Regions from separate parts of the Homo sapiens genome. Here region 2 is linked to region 1. A link is an interaction called in ENCODE POLR2A ChIA-PET data of the cell type or tissue named here. Cell type or tissue: HepG2. All regions are shown on one strand.

Region 1 (8,000 bases):
GTCTCTAGAAGGACTAATACTACTTCACCTTCACACTCACAGAAGGCCCTTCCGGGCCGGGCATGGTGGCTCACCCCTGTAATCCCAGCACTTTGGGAGCCCAAGGTGGGTGGATCTTGAGGTCAGGAGTTTGAGATCAGCCTGGCCAATGTGGTGAAACCCTGTCTCTAGTAAAAATACAGCCGGGCGCGGTGGCTCATGCCTGTAATCCTAGCACTTTGGGAGGCCGAGGCAGGCAGAATGCCTGAGCTCAAGAGTTCAAGACCAGCCTGGGCAACATGGTGAACCCCCGTCTCTGCTAAAATACAAAAAAAAAAAAAATTAGTCAGGCATGGCGGCGTGCACCTGTAGTCCCAGCTACTCAGGAGGCTGAGGCAGGAGAATTGCCTGAACCTAGGAGGCGGAGGTTGCAGTGAGCTGAGATTGTACCACTGCACTCCATCCAGCCTGGCAACAGAGAAGACTCTGTCCCAAAAAAAAAAAAAATACAAAAATTAGTCTATTAAAAATACAGGCGATGGCTCATGCCTGTAATCCTAGCACTTCAGGAGGCCAAGGTGGGCGGATCACCTGAGGTCAGGAGTTCCAAACCAGCCTGACCAACATGGTGAAACCCCATCTCTAATAAAAATACAAAATTAGCTGGGCATGTTGGCAGGTGCCTGTAATCCCAGCTACTCAGAAGTCTGAGGCAGGAGAATCGCTTGAACCCGGGAGAAGGGGACCGCAGTGAGCCAAGATTACACCACTGCACTCCAGCCTGGGCAACAGAGCGATACTCCGTCTCAAAAACAAAAACAAAGGCTCTTTTTTAGAGCATCGGCAAGTGACCTGTGAATCACCAGTTTTTGCCTCATGGGGGCAGGCAAGAGGTGTGGCATCGAGTGAGACCAAGAGATTTGGATGCTGGACGTTAACCAGCCCTCCCAGCCAATGTTGGGCATTTGCTTGGCATTGAACCTAGGCTGTCACTAGGACCCACAGCCCAAGCTTGTAATGCATATAGCAGTTAAGCATCACCTCCAACAATGCATATCCCACTTGACCAAATATGCTCCATTTAGCCACCACCATCACTCAGGTATCTTGCACCTTCCAAAGCAGAAAGGACTACCAGGATTGAGGCAAGTGCCACCCTTTCTGGTTGTGTGATCTCAAGTAGGTTACTTCCCCTCTCTGTCCTCATCTATAAAATGGAGGTGAGCCGGGAACGATGGCTCATGCCTGTAATCCCAGCACTTTGGGAGGCCGAGGCAGGCAGATCACCTGAGGTCAGCAGTGCGAAACCAGCGTGGCCAACATGGTGGAACCCCATCTCTACAAAAAATACAAAAGTTAGGCAGGGCACAGTTGCTTACACCTATAATCCCAGCACTTTGGGAGGCTGAGGCGGGGGAATCACCTGAGGTCAGGAGTTCGTGACCAGCCTGACCAACATGGAGAATCCCGTCTCTACTAAAAATACAAATAATTAGCCAGGCATGGTGGCAGGCGCCCGTAATCCCAGCTACTTGGGAGGCTGAGGGAGGAGAATTGCTTGAACCTGGAAGGCAGAGGTTTCAGTGAGCCAAGATCATGCCATTGCACTCCAACCTGGGCAACAGAGTGAGACTCTGTCAAAAAAAAAAAAAAAAAAAAAAAAGTTAGCCAGGTGTGGTGGTGGGCGCCTGTAGTCCCAGCTACTTAGGAGGCTAAGGCAGGAGAATCACTTGAACCCAGGAGGCAGAAATTGCAGTGAGCCAAGATCTTTGCACCACTGCACTCCAGCCTGGGCGACAGAGCAAAACTCTGGCTCAAAAATAATAATAAAATAAAATAAAATGGAGGTGAAATAATAGGACTTTGCCCATTGGGCCTCTGTGAGAGCTAAATAATATTGCACAGGGAAAGCACTCAACACAGTGCTGGGTACACAGTAAACACTCAGTAAATGTTAGGTGGTTTCAGTATTATCAATGAACTGTTAAAGGCTGCTCAGATGTGAAGGATGTAACCTTCCATGGCCCTGATAAAAAGGTTACCAGACATCTCAGAGCTCCAGCAGAGTGGGAAGAGACGAGAGGATCAGTGAGTCCAACAACCTCATCTCACAATGGAGAATCTAAAGGTCAGTGAGGAAAAGGGCCTAGTTCAAAGAGGACCAGGACTGGAACGCAGGGTTCTTCCTCAGACCAAGTTCATCCCCAGATGTGAGCTGCCCAGAGGAAGAAGTGAGAAGCAAAGCACACCATCATCTCCATGGCTTCACTCAGGCTTCCAGTCAATCTATTTTTTAAGCACCTACTATGTCCTGGCATTGTGCTGGTCATTCGTACAACACAGAGGTGTCTTTCCATTGGTCCCACCACCTGACGCCAGGGCATCTGTCCATCTGAGTTGCTCCCAACCCCAGCCTTACCTGGGCTCCGGGTCATTGGGGGTGCACCTCTTCGAGACATATGCCATCTTCAAGGACATGTGTTTGGCCTCGCTGAAGTTCCGGGGTGTGGGGCCAGGGGAGGAAGGCTGCCGCTGAAGGGGTGAGGCAGGAGGTGAGTCCCAGCCGACCGAGGTCCCACCAGTAGAGTTCTTGAAATACGGTGAGACGTCCTTCATATACTTGACTGATTGGGAGAGACATCAGCAGTCACCACTGTGACATGGGCTCCCAGCACATATCACAATTGTCACTAATTTATTAAGAGTTTAATTTACGTGTCACTATTAGACCCTTAGTAAGCAAGAGTCCAGTAGTGATATTAACAAATTCTTCTAAGTTAAAGTCTCTGACAGGGCAGTGGAGCAGAAAATACTGTATCCCTTCTCTCTATCCCTATATAGAGATAGGGCCCGCCTATATCCCTTCTCTCATTTTCCCCATGGTTAATAGACATACAGCCACCTGGAAGAAAGACTCTATTTCCCAGCCTCCTTTGCAGTGAGGTGTGGCCATGTGACTTTTTTTTTTTTTTTTTTGAGACAGTTTCTCTCTGTCACCCAGACTAGAGTGCCATGGTGTGATCACAGCTCGCTACAGCCTCAATCTCCCAGATCAATCAATCCTCCCACCTCAGCTCCCCAAGTAGCTGGGTCTACAGGTACGCACTACCACACCCAGCTATTAATTTTTTGTAGAGATGGGGTCACGCCATGTTGCTGGTCTTGAACTCCTAGACAGTGTATACAAGAAGGTGGTTACAAGACTTTCCCAGGCTGGGCATGTTGGCTCATGCCTGTAATCCTAGCACTTTGGGAGGCCAAGGCGGGCAGATCATTTGAGGTCAAAAGTTTGAAACCAGCCTGACCAACATGGTGAAACCCCGTCTCTACTGAAAATACAAAAGCTAGCCGGGCGTGGTGGCTCGCACCTGTAATCCCAGCTACTGGGGAGGCTGAGGCAGGAGAATCACTTGAACCCGGGAGGAGGAGGTTGCAGTGAGCCAAGATTGTGCCACTGTACTCCAGCCTGGGTGACATAACAAGACTCTGTCTCAAAAAAAAAAAAAAAAAAAAAAAAAAAAAAGACTCCCAGGCTGGGCATGGTGGCTCATGCCTGTAATTCCAGCACTTTGGGAGGCCAAGGCAGTGTGGATCACTTGATGTCAGGAGTTCAAGACCACCCTGGCCAACAAGGTGAAACCCTGTCTCTACTAATAATACAAAGGTTAGCTGGGCAGGGTGGTGCATGCCTGTAATCCCAGCTACTCGAGAGGCTGAGGCATGAGAATCACTTGAACATGGGAAGCAAAGGTTGCAATGAGCCAAGATTGCGCACTCCAGCCTGGACGATGAAGTGCGACTGCCTCAAAAAAAAAAAAATGATGACTTTCCCAAGACCTTGTCTCTCTTCTCCCAACAAGGATATACCCTCTGTGGGTGCCTGATGCCTGCTAGCCCGTGGGCAGCCTCTCTTCCTCTGCTCTCAACCACACCTGCTCCCAGGGCCATCTGGCTTGCTAGCTATCTGACGTCTGCAGTCAAAGCCCAGCCAACGTGCCCTGTGAGTGGACAGCCCAGGAAGGAGTTAGGAAGTAATTCTTGGCCCACCTCCCTGGAAGAACCAGATAAGAAGCTATTTCTGTCGCAGGAGATGCCTCTGAGGCTCAGATAGGATTCAAAGCAAATGGAGGCAAATAAGAGGGAGTTACAAACCCTATTGGGGTTGGGATAGAAGCAATGTTGAAAGAAACCAGGGTCAGGTTTTTTTGGGAGAAGCAAGCCTGGGTCTGACTTTTGGGGACTAGGACTCAAATGACTTATCATCACTGTAGCAACGACTTACCCCAGGACTGACTATTGGATTATGTCTCAAAGGGCAGCAGAAGTGGGACATATCACAGCCTACTTGACAGCCAAAAACCATCTCCCCTCTTTTTCCTTTGCTAAGAGAACCCTGAGCCCTAGAGGCTCAGCTTCTCCCCAGCTTAGAGGGAGAATCTTGATTGGTCAAATCAAATCATGATCATTCCATCCTTTTTGCTTGTGATTGGTTTAGAAAGGGGCAAATGATACAGTTCTGGCCAATGAGATGTGAGGAAAAAAACACTGCCTTCCTTTTCTCCTCCTTTAGCCTTTCAAAGTTGCTGGGAGGGAGCTTGTTCCTAGTGCAACGACAGCCACTTTTTTTTTCTTTCTTTTTTTTGTGACAGAGTCTCACTCTGTCGCCCAGGCTGGAGTGCAATGGTGCAGTATTGGCTCACTGCAACCTCTGCCTCCCGGGTTCAAGCGAATCTCCTGCCTCAGCCTCCCAAGTAGCTGGGATTACAGGTGCGTACCACCACACCCAGCTAATTTTTGTATTTTTAGTAGAGATGGGGTTTCGCCATGTTGGCCAGGCTGATCTTGAATTCCTGACCTCAGGTGCTCCGCCGGCCTCAGCCTCCAAAAGTGCTGGGATTACAGGCATGAACCACTGTGCCCAGCCTACTTTTTGACCACAAAGTTTGGGATCCACACATTGAGGATGGTGAAGCAGAAAGATGGAGAGACCTGAGTTTTCGATGATACCATGAGCCCCTAAATTAATCTTCCCTGGAGCCATGCTGTCTCAAGATGTTCGGGAGGATAACACATTTTCTTTGATGTTTAAACCTCATTGAATTGGATTCCTGTTACTTGCAGTCAAAAGCATCCTGACAAATACAGCCCCCAATGGTGCAACTGCTACATCTCCTTGCTACAAGTGGCCACGTCCTGCTCAAAGCCCTGCTCTGCCTCCCCTGCACCCTTTGCCTAACTTCAATGCCCTCTAGGACATGGGCCCTGCCCACAGGTCCTGTCTTCCTCCCTGGCTTCACTTCTTGCCATATCCCTAATCTCACCCTCTGGTCCAATCACACTAACTACTCAGAGGCTGTATGAGCTTCCAAACTTCCACACTATTGAAAATGCAGTTCCCGGCCTTGTGCGGTGGCTCATGTCTGTAATCCCAGCACTTTGGTAGGCCACAGTGGGTGGATCGCTTGAGCTCAGGAGTTTGAGACGAGCCTGGCCAACATGGTGAAACCCTGTCTTTACTAAAAATACAGAAAAAAATTAGCTGGGCGTGGTCGTGGGCACCTGTAATCCCAGCTACTTGGGAGGCTGAGGCAGGAGAATTGCTTGAACCCGGGAGGCGGAGGTTCCAGTGAGCCAAGATTGCGCCACTGCACTCCAGCCTGAGGGACAGAGCAAGACCCCGTCTCAAAAAAAAAAAAGAAAAAGAAAGTAAAATTTAAAAAAAAATTAGCCAGGTGTGGTGACACATGCCTGTGATTCCAGCTAATCAAGAGGCTGAGGCAGGAGGATCGCTTGAACCCAGCAAGCAGAGGCTGCAGCAAGCCATGATTACGCCATTGCACTCCAGTCTGGTAACAGAGTGATACCCTGTCTCAAAAAAAAAAAAAAGAGAAAGAAAGAAAATGCAATTCCCTCTGGAGTCAGATGCTCTTGGATTTGAATTCCAGCTCCAGCACTGTCTAACTGTGTAACCATGGACAAGGTCATTTACCTCTCTGGGCCTCAATCTGCTAGTCAGTAAAAGATGAATAGGGCTGGGCACAGTGGCTCACGCCTGTAATCCCAGCACTTTGGGAGGCTGAGGCGGGAGGATCACCTGAGGCTGGGAGTTCAAGACCACCTGGCCAACATGGCGAAACCCTGTCTCTACTAAAAATACAAAAATTAGCCAGGCCATGGTAGTGCACACCTGTAATCCCAGCTACTCAGGAGGCTGAGGCAGGAGAATTGCTTGAACACAGGAGGCAAAGGCTGCAGTGAGCCAAGATTGTGCCATTGCACTCCAGCCTGGGCAACAAGAGTGAAACTCCGTCTCAAAAAAATAATAATAAAAATAAAAAATAATAAAATAATAAAAATAAAAGATTAATAACTACAGCCAGACATGGTGGCTCACGCCTGTAATCCCAGCACTTTGGGAGCCCGAGGCAGGCAGACTGCTTGAGCCCAGGAGTTCAAGACCAGGTTGGGCAACATAGCAAAACCTTGTCTCTACCAAAAACACAAAACATTAGCCAGGCATGGTAGTGTGCGCCTGTAGTCCCAGCTACTCGGGAGGCTGAGGTGGGAGGATTGCTTGAGCCCAGGAGGCAGAGGTTGCAGTAAGCCAAGATTATGCCACTGCACTCCAGCCTGGGCGACAGAGCAAGACCCTGTCTCCAAAAAAAAAAAAAAAAAAAAAAAAGTCTGCCTCAGAGAGATGTCAGGATTAAATAAAATGTTGTAAGGCATGTGGTGAGTATTAAGGACTCAAGAAGCAGGTGTTTCTCACTTATCAGCCTTTCTTGCCCATACTTCCTAGGTCTCCGATTCTGTGTGTTAGGGTTGTCTCCTCCACAAAACTGGGAACTCCTAAAAGAAATTGCCGGGCACAGTGCCTCACGCCTGTAATCCCAGCACTTGGGAGGCCGAGGCGGGTGGATCACGAGGTCAGGAGATCGAGACCATCTTGGCCAACGTGGTGAAACCTCGTCTCTACTAAAATTACAAAAATTAGCCGGGCATGGTGGCGTGCACCTATAGTCCCAGCTACTCAGGAGGCTGAGGCAGGAGAATCGCTTGAACCCAGGAGGTGGAAGTTGCAGTGAGCTGAGATCGTGCCATTGCACTCCAGCCTGGGCGACAGAGCAAGACTCTGTCTCAAAAAAAAAAAAAGAAAAGAAAAAGAAAGAAACTGGGCTTGCTCTTCAAACCCAGAGTTGGCTGGGCAGTAGCTCACGCCTGTAGTCCCAGCACTTGGGGAGGCTGAGGCAGGCAGATCGCTTGAGCCTAGGAGTTTGAGAGCAGCCTGGGCAACATGGCAAAACCCTGTCTCTACCAAAAATACAAAAAACTAGCTGGGCATGGTGGTGTGCATCTGTAGTCCTAGGTACTTGGGAGGGTGAGATGGGAGGCTAAGGTGGGAGGCTTGCTTGAGCCCAGAAGGTTGAGGCTATAGTCAGCCTGGATAACAGAGCAAGACCCATTTCAAACAAACCAACCAACCCAGAATCAGTGTTCTGTGAATGGAAAAATGAATGCCAGGGCAGGACAGGCTCATTTAGCAGGAGGGAAGAGGTGCCATAGCCCAGGAGACAGGCCCAGCTCAGAGGTCACCTCAGAAGAGGTGATCAGATGCTCAGTCTGGATCCATCACACCCATCACCTCCGCAGTCCCCTACGCCTCACTCCCCTGTGATTGTCTGTGTAGGGTCTGTGTCCCCAACTAGGCTGAGAGCACTTTGAGGGCAGGGACCTGGTCTGACTCTTCTCTGTGTCCCCAGAATCCAGCAGAGATCTCATACGCTACATGCTCAGCAAATGAACATTTGTCAACTTTGAAGCCAGAGAAACTGCCAGATCCCCTGCTCGCCCAGCCATCCCAGATCTGGGTCCCCCTCCTTTCCCACAGGAACATGCTATAAATGGACAGCATACCAGCTGATGCCAGAATCAGGGCTTGCATTTCACAAACCAAGTGGCCTGTCCCAGAGTGGGGGTGGGGTCCTGGGGGCCCCGGAGTGTGGCCATAAATAGCCCAACTC
Region 2 (8,000 bases), 80 kb before region 1:
ACATGGTGAAACCCCATCTCTACTAAAAATACAAAAAAAATTAGCCTGGTGTAGTGGTGGGCGCCTGTAATCCCAGCTACTTGGGAGGCTGAGGCAGAAGAATTGCTTGAACCCAGGAGGCAGAGGTTGCAGTGAGCCGAGATCATGCCATTGCACTCCAGCCTGGGCAACAGAGCAAGACTCTGTCTCAAAAGAAAAAAAAAAAAGAAAAAGAAAAAAAAATAATCAGAGATGCAGACAAAGATGGTTACCATAGCACTGGTTTTATGGTGAAAATTTGAGAACAATCTAAATGTCCAACAATACAAGATTTATTTTTATGATAAATTCCTAATAAAAAATTTGTACAGGCATTAAAATAATGTTTTAAAAGAGCATTCATAAGAAAATACAAGAAGACTAGGATACAAACCTATTTAGAGATGATCTGAAAATTAAATGTACATATATAAAATAAATGAGCTGGGCACAGTGGCTCACACCTGTAATCCCAACACTATGGGAGGCCAAGGCAAGCAGATTGGTTGAGCTCATGAGTTCGAGACCAGCTTGGGCAGCATGATGAAACCTCATCACTACAAAAAATACCAAAAAAATTAGCCAGGCATGGCGGTTCATGCCTGTAGTCCCAGCTACTCGAGTGGCTGCGATGGAAGGGTGGCTTGAGCCTAGGAGGCAGAGGTTGCAGTGAGCTGGGATGGCACCACTGCACTCCAGCCCAGGCAATAGAGCCAGGCCTTGTCTCAATAAATAAATAAACTCAAAATGTAGGCTGTGATTGTCAGACAGCTTGAGTGGTAGGATCGCAGGTTACTTTTATTTTATTCTTAATACTGTTTCCAAAACTTTTATGGTGAACATGGTTGACTTTTATGATTGGGGGAAAATGTTCTCATTCATTCAATAATTGTAGGGATAGGTATCGACACTTTGTGCCACATGAGCAAAACACAGCAAGAATGGTTTCTGCCCTCACAAAACTTGTGATGGAGACGTTAAATAACCCAGCCAATAAAAAGACAAAGGACTACAAATTCCAATGAGAGCCAAGAAGGAAAACTACAGGGTGCCAGGAGAGAGAAGAATGGCAGCGTGGCCAGGCACAGTGGCTCATGCCTGTAATCCCAGAACTCTGGGAGGTTGAGGAAGGCAATCACTTGAGGCCAGGAGTTCAAGACCAGCCTGGCCAACATGATGAAACCCCATCTCTACTAAAAATACAAAAATTAGCCAGGCGTGGTGGCACTTGCCTGTGGTCCCAGCTACTAGGGAGGCTGAGGCAGGAGAATCGCTTGAACACAAAGGCGGAGGCTGCAGTGAGCCAAGATCGTGCCACTGCGCTCCAGGCTGGGTGACAGAGTGAGGCTCTGTTTCAAAATAAAAACAATGGCTAGGGTAGCCTACTTTAGAAGAGGTGACCGGGGAAGGCCTCTTGAAGGAGAAGCTGTTCGAGCTGAGACCTGCAGTGTGAGTGAGCCAGGTAAAATGTGGAGGAAAGGGTTCTGGGCAGTGGGAACAGAATGTGCAAAGGTCCTGGGGTGGAAATAAGGTGGGTCTATCTGAGAAACTAACAGAAAGCCAGTGCAGACAGTGAAATAAGCAAGAAATGGTAGGAAATGAGGTTGGAGAGGCAGGCAGAGGTCCAACTGCACAGGGCCTCAAGGGCTAGGCCAAAAATATGGGCACCATTCTGTGCGGAATGGTGATTCACTATTTTAAGCAGGAGAGTGATGTGATCTGAATATGTCAGACTTTTTTTTTTTCTTAAGAGAAGGGGTCTCACTATGTTGCCCAGGCTGGTCTGGAGCTCCTGGGCTCAAGCAATCCTCCTGCCTCAGTTTCCTAATGTCATGCACTTTTAGAAGAAAAGAGATTGAGCCAGAGCTACAAAGCTACAGACTCCCAGAGCTTTGGGGGAAATCCAGTGCTGTTTTATTGTGAGACATCAGGGATCAACCCTGAGATGTTCAAACCAACTACCCTGAGGGAGCTCATATCTCTGCCCAGTGTTGTTCTGAAGAGCGGTGGAGACAGGAGAAAGGAAGGCTGAAGGTGGAGGGAACTCCCTGCCTCACATCAGCTATCACTTTAGGCACTCAGAGCCACTGTCTTCTCTGATTCCCATAAGCCCCATCAAAGAGAAGCAGACAGGGACTTGTTAGCCTATTTGACAGACAGAGAAACTGAGGCTCAGAGGAGCTGGCCCCATTCATTCGTGCATTCCTTCATTCATGCATTTACTGCACGCTAGGTGGAGACAGGGATGTGCAAGACGAGTGAGACACGCCCCAGCCCTCAGGCATCTCATGGACTATCGGATCAAGAAGACAAGGGGCATATCCTGGGAAAAGGCTTTGCTCCAGACATGTCTGCCTTTGAATCTCAGTCCTGCCACTTCTGCAGAGAAGTAACTTCTCTGAACCGCAGTTTCTTCACGTCTAAATGGGGAAAGTGGTGATGCTGCTGAGGAGGAGGACGGGGGAGGAAGAGGAGGAGGAGCGAGGAGGAAGATAGGTTGTTGTAAGAGTGGAAAGCATTTGCTGAGTGCTCAGTAGTGGGATTTTGGAGGTTGTGGGCAACTCCTTCTGACCCAAGTTTTAGTGTGATTTCCATGACACACCCTGTCTCTCCATCCTGGGCAGCGTTAGTTCTCCCTTATGTGAAACCCAAGCTGGCTGAGCCCACAGGCAAATGCAGCCATAGTGACACTGGAGCTATTCAGAGCCAACCTGTTGCCCTTCTATAAAAAGATGCCCACTGGCATCCTGAACACACGAAACAATGTGTACCCAGTGGGTGCAAAGAGGCAGGGGGTGCTCAGAGGAGAAGCAGCAGAACCAGAGTGCCCATAAGCCACACGTCCTCTGGGAAGGAAGGGAAAGCCCTCTTGGGACAGACACACTCAATTTTGACTTACAAAGCAGAAACCACAGGCCTAACCCTGAGTATTGACATCTGTGAGCAAGTGGATTGAAAAGAAACAGCCAAAACTGAAACATCTGCAAACACGTCTTAAATACAGTACTTCGCTTTGAAACCTCTTACACATTTGTGACAAGGTTTGTTCACATATCTACTTTGGGAGCATGTGCCCAGAAAACTTTATACCCCCATTGAAAATGAAACTTCAGGCCAGGCACGACGGCTCATGCCTGTAATCCCGGCACTTTGGAAGGCCGAGGAGGGTGGATCACCTGAGGTCAGGAATTCGAGACCAGCCTGGGAAATATAGTGAAACCTTGTCTCTACAAAAAATACAAAAATTAGCCGGGCTTGGTGGCCTATAGTCCCAGCTACTTGGGGGGATGAGGTGGGAGGATCACGTGAGCCCAGGAGGCAGAGGTTGCAGTGAGCCAAGATCATGCCACTGCACTTCAGCCTGGGTGACAGAGTGAGACCCTGTCTCAAAAAAGAAGAAACTTCAGAGTGAGGTTAAAATGTCTCTATACCGGCTTTCTGTCTAGTAAAATCATTCTAAATGATCCATTTTTGGGAGGAGATAAAGAAACATAACCCCCCAAAATCCATATTTTACTGTTTCAAACAAGGTGTAAATAGTTGTGAAAATCTAGATTCTGTAGATAGGAGAATGGCATAAAATCAAAGACCTGAGCGTGGCTGATGCAATAGTAGATAATGATGATGATAGTAGATTATGGAGACTCACATATCCTAGGCAGGGTGACATATTTCATCTTGTTTAATCCTCACAGCAACCCTATGATAGGCATGATTTCATCCCCACTTTATAGATGAGGAAACTAAGGAACAAAAATATTAGATAATATCCCAAGGCCACACAGCCAGGAGGCAGCAGAACCAAGATTCATATCAAGGCCTGTCTGGCCCCAAACTCTGTGACCAGAAACTCTGCCTTTTCCTAAACCATTGGTTCTTCACCGTTTATACATCACAAGGCCCATCAAGAATCTCATTAAAGCAACGTGGGGATATCATTGAGCCCAGGAGTTTGAAACCAGCCTGGGCAACATAGTGAGATCCCATCTCTACCAAAAACATAGGAAAAAGCTAGCTGGGCATGATAACATGAACCTATAGTCTCAGTTAAGGTGGGAGGATGGCTTGAGCCCAAAAGGTCAAGGCTGCAGTGAGCTGTGATGGCACCACTACATTCCAGCCTGGGCAACAAAGTGAGACCCTGTCTCAAAAAAAAAAAAAAAGAATCTCATTAAACGTATCTCTGAGAAGTGAACATTAACACCAAATTTTATATGCAACTTCAGAGGGTCCAGGGACACAAACTGCCTGCAGTAGCCCCCCGTGACCTCGTGTGACTGGCAGAGATCTGACACTGATTACGCCAGAGGACTGAGCCAAGGAAGGCAGGCCATGGCCTCCGAGTTCCAGGGGCCTAGACAGACACAGACAAGCACATAAAAAGATAAAAGCATAAACATGTATGCAGACATGTGTGCGTCACTAAAGAATCCTTAAGTTTCTGTCCCTGGGACATCCTCGGCTCAACCTGGCCTATTGTGATCTCCTCACACAGAGGCTATTAAGAGTTGGCAGACTGCATTATCACTGGTCATTGTGATCTCAGCCAAGACTTGGCCAGCCTTGAAAAGGACTTCCCTTCAAAGAGTCTGCAGGTCAAATCGCTTAGGGCTCAGGGACAAACTGGCCGTTGTTCCCAGCTGATAAGCCACCCTATGTCACGTAATCCACCATGGGGACCCTGGATTAGCAGAAGTCAATGGCTGCCCCACCTCCTAAAGTTGAAGAGGAGAGAGACAAAGAAGCAGGAAGCCCCGAGGCCCATCAGAGGCTGCCTCCCGGATGTGCCCCTTCCCCTTCATGACCTCTGCGGTTGGGTTCATTGTTTGGGTTCAGAGAATCATTCGAGGCACCAAACTCAAGGGCCACACCCACCAATGGGTGGCACAAATTTCATCTCAAAGATGATTCAATTTCCCTCAAATGTCCAAGAAAAATAAGACCCAGGACAGTTGAGTTTCGTCTCCTACTTATCATCATGAATAAAACTCTAAGTTCTGCCCTCTGACATTTGATGCAAAGGTCTACGTATCTAATACAAAGGTCTATGCACTGTCTGTTCAGCAATGTCCAAAGTGGGGCCTTTGACAAATGAAACCGTAGTTGAGGTTCATGGCATGAGAACCTCAGTGGAGCTGGAGAGGTCCTGCAGCCTAGGGAAGGCCAGGCAGCAGACATGCTGAGCCTGCTTGAAGGCAGGACCCCAGTCCAATGCCTAGCCTGCAGGTCCCTGAAGCGGGCATTCACCACCCCCTGAGGCAAAATCAGCTTCCTCACCTGGACTCTTGCTTTGTAAGGCTGTGGTTACACCAAACAGCATGATAGGACGCACAAAACAAAATCACAAATCTTCAAGTGATAGGAACCTAGATGATGACTGGGCCTTCTCCTGCTGTACAGGGAAAGCCTCAGGCCCAAAGAATAGGTTCTAGAATTTGGGGAGCCATTCAATGAGATAACAGGTAAGAAGGAGCCCTGTCCAAAGACTAGATTTTTTTTTTTTTTTTTGAGACAGGGTCTTGCCCTCTTACCCAGGCTGGAGTGCAGTGGTGTGATTAAGGTTCACTGCAGCCTCGACCTCCTGGGCTCAAATGATCCTCCAAACTCAGCCTCCCGAGTAGCTGGGACCACAGGCACATGCCACCACGCCTAGATAATTTTTGTATTTTTGTGGAGACAGGGTTTCGCCATGCTGCCCAGGCTGGTCTTGTACTCGTGAGCTCAAGCAATCTACCTGCCTTGGCCTCCCAAAGTGTTGGGGTTACAGGCATGAGCCATTGCTCCCAGCTGAATTTCTTAAATATAAATGAGAACCTCAGCAGCCTAGTGACACCATTCAAGTCTCATTCCAGGGGCAACCAGGGGAAGCAAAGTGGGCTGAGCCAGTTATGTAACTCCCAAGCTTAAACCCCTCCACCTTCCAATCACCCTGAAAACAAAAATCCAAAGTCTACCACAGTGTATCCCTCAGGATGCATCTGGTCACAGGCAACAGAAAACAGGCCCTTATTGATGATTTCACCTGGAAGGTGTTCAGAGCAGGGCAGCTCCTTGCCTGGTAACATCTGCGGATCAACATCTTCCTTCCCATTTCTCTACTGTCTCCTTCATCTTCAGCCAAGCTCTCACCCCTAGAGCTACTCAAGCTCATGCCCATTCAGGTTTTTTATACTTTCCAACCACCCTGCATCCATTACTCACTCCCCAGGTCTTTGCATGGTTCGATCCATCATCATGTCACCCACGTCTGGGATAAAATGTCACTCAGCACAGAGGTGTGGGTCCAAAGGAATCTCACCCCCTCTTCTCCATCATCTTTGTTTCTCTTTCTTCACACATGTATCATTATCAAGAATTGTCAGGCTGAGTGCTGTGGCTCACATCTGTAATCCCAGCACTTTGGGAGTCCAAGGCAGGTGGATTCCTTGAGTCCAGGAATTTGAGACCAGCCTGGGCAACATGGCGAAACCCTGTCTCCACTAAAAATAGAAAAATTAGCTGGGCGTGGTACCACGCGCCTTTAGTCCCAGCTACTTGGGAGGTGAGAGGATTGCTTGAACCCAGGAGGCAAAAGTTGCAGTGAGCCAAGATCATACCACTGCACTCCAGCCTGGGAGACAGAGCGAGACTCTGTCTCAAAAAAAAAAAAAAAAATAGAATTGTCCTGTTATCAGTGTCCCCCACTAAGGGGTGAACTGCATGAGGGAGGACACAGTATGGCATGTCCCCTGCCTGATCCCTACCACCCACCACAGTACCTGGCAGGGAGAAAGTGCAGGGGCTCTTTGCTGAAAGAATGCATGTGTTGCACACATGCTGGAACCCTGACAACTTCCCACTTCATTTCCAGAAAGGAAAAGTCGGTACTGGAAGGTCATTTTATGTCCAGTAGGACAATCCAAGCCCAAATCCTAGACCAGCTCCAGACTTCTGGGTGTCTTGGGGCATGTGACCCCTGCTCTGGAACTCTGTCCTCACCTACAAAATGAGGGTGCAGAATGGACTAGACTAGTGGTTCTCCAATCTGGGCCGCCTGCAGAGAGGCCTTCTAAAACAAATTCCTGCACCTCCACCCTTACTTATTAAAGCAGGATCCAGAAGTTGGGGAAGAGAGGAACCAAGAATTAAAACCTGTAACATACGCACCAAGGTGATAATGATGTCTATTGGGACCTTCAGGTTCTTCTGAACTCAGAGGTACTGGAATAAAGGGCAGGCCCAGGCCCATGGCTGCCACATGGACTCTCCAGAGAACCTTCCAGATGCTCTGCCCAAGCCCAGCTCGTGCAGCTCCCGGAACCAGCTTCCTTTCCCTCCGAGCCTGATCCATGCTCATTCACTCATCCCTGGGATGAGCTAGGAGTGTCAGTCTCTCCCAGCTGACCATCAGCAGCCTTAGGGCTGGAACCCTGTCTGTGATATGCAATGTTCTACTGCTGTCCAGAAACACTGCCTGGCACAATATGTGTCTGTGGGAATGAAGGAATGAACAAGAGCACGCAGGCCCATTACTGTGGGGCTTTTTGGAGCCTGCAATGAATTAAGATGCTCAGAGAGGCCGGGCACGGTGGCTCACCCCTGTAATCCCAGCACTTTGGGAGGCAGAGGCGGGCGGATTTCTTGAGGCCAGGAGCTCAAGACCTGCCTGGCTGACATGGCAAAACCCCATCTCTTCTAAAAATACAAAAATTAGCCAGGCATGGTCGTGCACACCTGTAGTCCCAACTGCTCAGGAGGCTGAGGCAGGAGAATCACTGGAACCCAGGAGATGGAAGCTGCAGTGAGCTGAGATAGCACCACTGCACTCCAGCCTGGGTGACAGAATGAGACACTGTCTCAAAAAAAAAAAAAAAAAAAAAGTCACTCAGAGGATCTCCAGACAAGGAGAGGCCCACCTCCACCCTGTGCAGTCAGGCCCAGAGCCTGGACCATGAAACAGAGGTTGGGACACATTTGCCATAGGGAACAGGGACTGCCCCATA

Evidence for each region. Peaks named below come from ENCODE experiments on the same cell type or tissue, not always from the same donor. Only the 100,000 strongest peaks of a DNase experiment are listed, where the experiment ranks them.
Region 2: POLR2A ChIA-PET joins it to region 1 with 10 read pairs; 4 of 35 experiments call an interaction of 5 or more read pairs at or near these places.

Annotation. Positions count from the first base shown.
Region 1 is chr20:33,415,321-33,423,320 of GRCh38, forward strand. SNTA1 (syntrophin alpha 1) reads right to left here. Exons shown (of 8, transcript NM_003098.3): 3 at 2,399-2,603. Among named protein-coding and RNA genes, the nearest start is that of CDK5RAP1, 18 kb to the left of the region's middle. RefSeq lists enhancers at 3,745-4,245, 6,498-8,000. In HepG2, a CTCF peak has its summit at 863; a DNase peak (open chromatin) is centred at 861.
Region 2 is chr20:33,335,036-33,343,035 of GRCh38, forward strand. No RefSeq gene overlaps it. Among named protein-coding and RNA genes, the nearest start is that of BPIFB1, 56 kb to the left of the region's middle. RefSeq lists an enhancer at 2,892-2,991. In HepG2, a CTCF peak has its summit at 2,266; a DNase peak (open chromatin) is centred at 4,676; H3K4me3 peaks cover 582 bases; H3K27me3 peaks cover 393 bases.